Regions from separate parts of the Homo sapiens genome. Here region 2 is linked to region 1. A link is a contact called in ENCODE Hi-C or POLR2A ChIA-PET data. All regions are on one chromosome and are shown on one strand. The core of a region is the stretch at or near the end of the contact, and the rest is flanking DNA. Distances in the headings are between cores, read along the strand shown. Region 1 holds the start of C22orf23 (chromosome 22 open reading frame 23). Region 2 holds the start of TMEM184B (transmembrane protein 184B).

Evidence for each region. A loop is a pair of places that touch in the nucleus more often than their neighbours do. ChIA-PET counts read pairs that join two places held with the same protein, here RNA polymerase II (POLR2A). Pooled maps may share reads with other maps.
Region 2: a pooled map shows a loop between it and region 1 (5-fold over the local background). The contact joins the promoter of TMEM184B here to the promoter of C22orf23 in region 1. A Hi-C loop is called at or near these places in 5 of 50 pooled maps. POLR2A ChIA-PET finds 5 or more read pairs at or near these places in 4 of 52 experiments (activated T-cell, activated naive CD4-positive, alpha-beta T cell and naive thymus-derived CD8-positive, alpha-beta T cell).

What each region holds. Positions count from the first base shown.
Region 1 is chr22:37,952,089-37,955,400 of GRCh38, reverse strand. C22orf23 (chromosome 22 open reading frame 23) reads left to right here and starts at 1,800. Exons shown (of 7, transcript NM_032561.5): 1 at 1,800-1,953; 2 at 2,243-2,354. The coding sequence starts at 2,252. POLR2F (RNA polymerase II, I and III subunit F) reads right to left here and starts at 1,702. Exons shown (of 5, transcript NM_021974.5): 1 at 1,594-1,702. The coding sequence starts at 1,613. RefSeq lists a silencer at 1,467-1,536.
Region 2 is chr22:38,271,282-38,274,593 of GRCh38, reverse strand. TMEM184B (transmembrane protein 184B) reads left to right here and starts at 1,584. Exons shown (of 9, transcript NM_012264.5): 1 at 1,584-1,710. RefSeq lists a silencer at 1,432-2,061 and an enhancer at 2,124-2,833.

The DNA of each region.
Region 1 (3,312 bases), core at 551-3,050:
TGCCCAGCTAATTTTTGTATTTTTAGTAAAGATGGGGTTTCACCATGTTGACCAGGCTGGTCTCGAACTCCTGGCCTCAGGTGATCCACCCTCCTCGGCCTCCCAAAGTGCTGGGATTAGAGGTGTAAGCCACAGCACCCGGCCCCATCAGCATTTCAACATGTGCTTTTCCTCATCTAAAAAAAAAAAAAAAAAAACCCTTATTTCTCTTCTCTCTCCCCCTATAGCCCTAATTCCATGGTGTCCTTTGAAGCAAAAATGTGTGAAAGAGCTGTCCACCCTCACTATCTTCCTCTCTTCCCATTTTGTCATAATCTCACTCCAAAAAGCCTTTCACCCCAACAGCTCCATCAAAACCACTTTCCAAGCTCATTAATGATCTCCACGTTGCTAAATCCAATGGCCAACTCTCCTTCTCATTTAGCCTGATCTATCAGCTGGCACATTAGGCCACTTGCTCTCCTCACTTGACTCCAAGGACACCTCACCCTCTTGGTGTTCCCCCACCTCCCCGGCTTCTCTTTTCCCCCAAGCACTCAATGTCCAAATGCCCTAATGCTCAGCCACGGGTCATCTCCTCTTCTCTACTGACACTCACTGGGAATGGGGTAGCAATCCCACACGTTTCTTATTTTTATCTTCAGACTAGCTCTCTTTGCACCCACATATCCCACAGGTAATTTTTGGGCTCTATCTTTAAAATAGTAATATATCCAGAATTCAAAACCAGTTCTCACCACCTCTACTCCTACCACCCTACTATAAGCTACTGACTTCTCTCATCTAGATTACTACAAGCAGGCCGGGCACGGTGGCTCACGCCTGTGATCCCAGCACTTTGGGAGGCCGAGGCGGGTGGATCACAAGCTCAGGAGTTCGAGGCCAGTCTGGCCAACATGGTGAAACCCGTCTCTACTAAAACTACAAGCAATTAGCAAGGCGTGGTGGTGCACGCCCATAATCCCAGCTAGTCGGGAGGCTGAGGCAGGAGAATCCCTTGAACCCCGGAGGTGGAGGCTGCAGTGAGCCGAGATCGCGCCACTGCACTCCAGCCTGGGCGACAGAGCAAGACTCTGTTTCAAAAAAAAAAAAAAATTACTGCAAAGGACCGTCCCAGACTTTTATTTAATGCCACCCGGTGGAGCTGCCCCAGACCCTCCTCTGGAGTACTCCTATACTACATACGTCTAGAACTGGGGAAGCTCACGCGACCACCGTTACCTGCTTGCTTGCTTACTTATGGGCCTGTGACCCCTTTTCTAGAAAGTGAGCACGTGGAGAGGCAGGGACGATTGTTCATTCACCTCAATATTCCCACTGCATGATACAGAGCCCGGCTCGCTGGAACATTTGCTGAAGGACACCTTTTCTACGGATCCCCTCTGGACCCTCGAGCCTGGGCCCTCCTGTGCCTCCAGCCGGGGCTGTGCTCCTGGGTCGCCCGCCCTTCCCTTCCTCGGCTCCGCCGGCCCCCTCAGGACCCCAGTCCCCTCAGACATTGCCCCTAGACGCCAGGCTCCTCAGCCGACCCAAGCCTTGCCTCATCCGCCCCTTCCAAGGTTGCCGCAAAGGCCACTCCGCTCCCGCACTCACTTGTCCTCGTTGTCTGACATGACACCCTCGCCTCAGCGACCCCGCTGCGCCCCGGTCCCGCGCGGAGACCCGCAAACAGCGACACTACGACTCGCGCGGCTCCTAGCTTATCTTGCGCCTGCGCCGTAACCCAGAGGAAATCACTTCCGGGAGGCAGGACAGAGCGGGGAAAGTGCGCATGCGCTGACTGGTGTGTGCGCGTTTCTATAGTAGCGAGAGGCGCTAGCTGCCAGCTCCAGCAGCCCAGATCGCGCAGTATTTCTGCGTGGCACCGGTGCGGATGCGGCTGTAAAGCAGTGGTCACCGCCTCCGGGAGCCCACTTCTATGTGGAGAGGGGAGCACCCAGAGAGGGTCTTAGGGTGAAATTTCAATTTTGGCATATCACTCAGTGGGTACTGTTGTGACCATGGCTGTGTTAACACTCCCTCCCGAGGAGACTTCCCTGCCACAGGCGCTGGGTCAGAATGAGGACTGTGTGTGTGTATCTGTGTGTCTGGATGGGAGGTTTGGGCACTGTCGCAATATTAACTGGCGGCATCATTCTCTGGCTCGATCCCCGCTTCCAGACTTCTGGGGGTGTTGGGCGTCGGGGAACAGAGATTAGGGACAGGAGACAGGGGGTGTGTCATTGCGTCTTTCCCTCCTCAGAGTCCTCCCATGGCTTCACAGAAGCAGATGGAGGTAGTGACCAAAGGAACTGGGTTCCGGCGCCGCCCCAAGACCATCACTTACACCCCGGGGACCTGCGAGCTGCTCAGAGGTCAGTCCGTTAAAGCAGCGATCCCAGCCTTTTTGGCACCAGGGACCGGTTTCGTGGAAGACAATTTTTCCACTGACGGAGGTGTGGGGAATGGTTTCGGGATGAAACTGTTCCACCTCAGATCATCAGGTATTAGTTAGATTCTCATAAGGAGCGTGCAACCTAGATCCCTCGCGTGCGCAGTTCACAATAGGGTTCGCGCTCCTATGAGAATCTAAGGCCGTCACTGACCTGAAAGGAGGCGGTGAGGCTCGCTAGCCTGCCGCTCACCTCCTGCTGTGCGGCCCGGTTCCTAACAGGCCAGGGACTGGTACCAGTCCACGGACGGAGGGTTGGGGACCCCTGAGTTAAAGGATGAGAGAAGAATGGTGGTAGTTACCCTCTGTAACTCAGTTCCCCCGTACCTGACCTGTGGCTTAGCACTATTTTCCTTTACAGATAAGGAGCCTGGGGTTCAGAAAGCTTCAAAATTCTACTGCATATGCCTTATTCGGGGGCGGGGCGGGGCGGGGGGGAGGGGAAGGTTCAAGGTGCTACACCTTGCCAAAAGTCAAAGAACTAAAATTTTTAGAGTAGTTAACTCCTATGCATCCTTTAGATCACACTTTCAACTTTCCCGAGGAAGACTTCTGCTCCTCACCACCACAGTAGGATCAACTGTTATGTGCCCTCACACATTTTCCTTCACTGGGCTTAGCACAAGCTGTAGTCAGTTATTTGGTGTCCCATCTATCCCTCCAGATCATGAATTTCATCAGGCAGGAACCGTGCCTGTTTCGGCCCACAATTGTAGCTCCAGCCCCTGAAACATGATGAACAAGTATTCATGTGTTCTTTTACTCAACAACTTTTTTGTTTTTTTCCAACAACAACATTTTTAAGTCTACCATGTGCCTTAGACTCTGTTTTAGGTGCTGGGGATACAGCAGTGAAAGAAAATGAGGTGGCTCAAACCGGT
Region 2 (3,312 bases), core at 335-2,834, 320 kb before region 1:
GCCTCCCGGGTTCAAGCAATTCTCATGCCTCCAGAGTAGCTGGGACTACAGGCATGTACCACCACACCCAGCTAATTTTTGTATTTTTAGCAGAGACAAGGTTTCACCATATTGGCCAGGCTGGTCTGTAACTCCTGGCCTTAAATGAGCCACCCGACCTCACAAAGTGCTGGGATTACAGGCGTGAGCCACCGTGCCCGGCAGATTTTAAAAGAATCTTGGCTGGGCGTGGTGGCTCACGCCTGTAATCCCAGCACTTTGGGAGGCCGAGGCAGGCGGATCACAAGGTCAGGAGATCAAGACCATCCTGGCTAACGCGGTGAAACCCCGTCTCTACTAAAAATACAAAAAATTAGCTGGGCATGGTGGCGGGCGCCTGTAGTCCCAGCTACTCGGGAGGCTGAGGCAGGAGAATGGCGTGAACCCGGGAGGCGGAGCTTGCAGTGAGCCGAGATCGCGCCACTGCACTCCAGCCTGGGCAACTTTGAGACAAAGAGCGAGACTTTGTCTCAAAAAGAAAAAAGAGAAAAAAAAAAAAGGATCTCCCTCACCCCTGAATTGATAGAATGGATCAGAGGGCAAGGCTGGAACAAGGGAGAGGGGTTAGCAGAACTCTGCAATAATCCTGTGCAAATACTGGACCAGGGTGGTAGCACTGGAGGAGGAGTGGCAGACATCTGAGTCTAGATCTATTTTGCAGGTAGAGCCAACAGGATCTCCTGCCTGCCTTATTGGGTAGCGGGCAGAAGGGGGGCATTCATTCACAGCTGACTCCGAGTTCTGGCCTGGGGACTGGAAGGATGGAATTGTCAACAGCTGATGGAGGCAAAGCTGAGAGGGAGCAGGTTTTTGTGTGTGGAAGTGGGGTTGGCTCAGCTCAGACACGCTGACTTTGAGATGCCTGCTGGAGCTCCAAGGAAGAGGTGTTGGGTAGACAGTTCAGGCGAGGAGTCTGGAGACATAAATACATTTGGGGATCTTGAGCACATCAATGCCAGAACTTAATTGCATTTTATCTTGTTCAGTTAACCTAGGTGATGTCTGGACCGGCAAACAGAAATGGACTAGGCGGCTTGAACCCTATCTGAAGACTTTTGCTAGTTCGGCAGCCTAGAGCCAGACGGGGCAAGAAAGAATCGCTGCTAAGCGGAGTGGGAAAAAAAGGCCTCTTTCAGTGCTTTGCCATTTCATCTGGCCTAATTGCACACAACACTCGGTCCACGTTCATTCCACAATTCCACACGCATCCTTCACTCAACAAATAGCCATTGTATTTCGTTTCATCTTCAAAACAGGCTCAAATGGAGGAAATTAGGGTTAAAAGAAGTGAAGCACCAGCGAGGGTCAGGGGCAGAGATCGCAGCCCAGAAAGCTCTCGCGGTTGGGGGCCGGTCGTAGCTGGTTTTGTGAGTGGCAAGAGAACCCGGGTCGCGCCCCAACCCGCGGGGCGGCGGGCTGGGGTTCGGGGCGGCGGGCTGGGGTTCGGGGCGCGGCCCCTTTAAGGCCCAGGCAGTGATCTCAGCCGCGTCCGCCGCCCCGCCCTCCCCGGCGGCGAGCCCAGAGCGCATGCGCGCCGCGGCTGCACTCCACTGGGCCCGGGACGCGCCGGCGGCGGCGGAGACTCCGGGGCTGCGGCGCCGCCCGCCCCGCCCGCAGAGTCCGGCTGCCGCGCATCGTCCGCAGACGCCGCCACCGCCATGGGCTCCTGAGGTATCCCGCCTGGCCGGCCTCGCCCGGGAGCCCCAAGGGGGAGCTGCGACTCCCGAGCGCGGGGGGCTGCTTGTTTCGGAGAGGCCCGCGCGAGGGACGCCCGGCTTCGGCCGCCGGCTCCCGGGCGGGGAGGGCACTACGGAGGCCGGTGCGGCCGCGGAGGGAGGGGGCATCCGTCTCCCCACCCGTGCCTCCTCTCCGCCCCGCGAGGTCGCCCGTGGGTGTGCCCGCTCCCTTTCCACGCCAACGTGGCGGGGGCAGCTCCTGGAGTGTAATCGGACCTGTCCGGGGGGCGGCCCCGGGAGAGGGAGGCGGATGGACCAAGGCGCTTTGCAAGAGGGATTGTGTGCTCCCGGGTGGGTGTGCTGGCGACTGGCACGGCCGAGTGAGTGGGGGAGGCGTCCGTGCCCTGTGCGGGTGGCAGTGACCTGGGAGGGTGGTCGGCGGGGGGCTTTCGGGGCTGCGTCGTGAGTGGAGGGTGTACACGCCCGCCACACAGGTCCGCAGGTTTGGAAGGGGATCGACTGGGACCTGGGGCTCGAAAGATGTTTGCCCCCAAAGGGACCGTGGAGACTGGTTTTGGGTGTCTGTATCCTTCCCGTGAATTGTACATTTCCTCCTGGGCACACCCTTGGTACCTCGCTTGGATCCACTTACCTCCAGTGCTGGGTGGCTCCAGGCCAAGGCAAGGCAGTTATGCTGGGGGTTGGGCATGGATTCCCAATACATATCCCCTCTGGAGGTGTTGTATAAGGCCAGACGTTTTACTCCTCCCTCCTTTCCAGGGCATTTTGGGGCAAAGCAGGTATTTGCATGCCTGATACCTGTGGTGAGGTGAAGGCCATGTATTATTTATCTGACTGCTGGTGCTTTTGTAAGGAAAGAAGCAGCAATCTGTGCCCTGGAGGCCCTGCGCTGCAGAGTCAGCCAGGCAAACAAGCTCACCTGCACCTGCAGAGGCAGCGCAGGTCTCAGAGGTGTGACTTCGTTGACAGGTTATGCCTACAGTGTCCCTTTCCATCTACCTATTTAGCTTCCTTGGTAGAACCCCTAGGCTCTGCACCTCTGAACCTTGCCTAGGGTGCTGTGCGTATCAGAGTTGGGACCTGGGACGCTGGGGTGGGAGAGCCCCAGCAGCCAGGTATGTGTGCCCACCTGGACAGAAACATTTGATGCCCAAGCCATCAAGGAGCTCTCAAGCATGGGGGAATCAGATTTGGAAACAGGTGATCACGATGATGTGAAAAATACCAAACAAAGGAGTAGAAGGAGTACAGAGGCAGGTTCAGTTCCCGGGGAGGGGGATCGTGGCCGCAGGAAAGACTCCCTCATAAGGAGACGGTTGAGCTGAAGCCTGAAGGATGACTGACGTTCATCTGAGGCTTTTCTGCTTTCCACATATATTTTCCTGTGTAATTTGCACAGCAGCTGTGTGAGTAAGGAACAGTTGTCCCTATTTGCAGATGCGGTAAACTGAGGCCCAGAGGGAATTCATGACGTTCTTCTCCACGATACGTGGCAAGCCTGGATGGAATCATCCTTTAACCAGGACCTCTCTCTTGCTGCCAGATCTTGTCTTGCAACTTACTGAGCATCTACTAT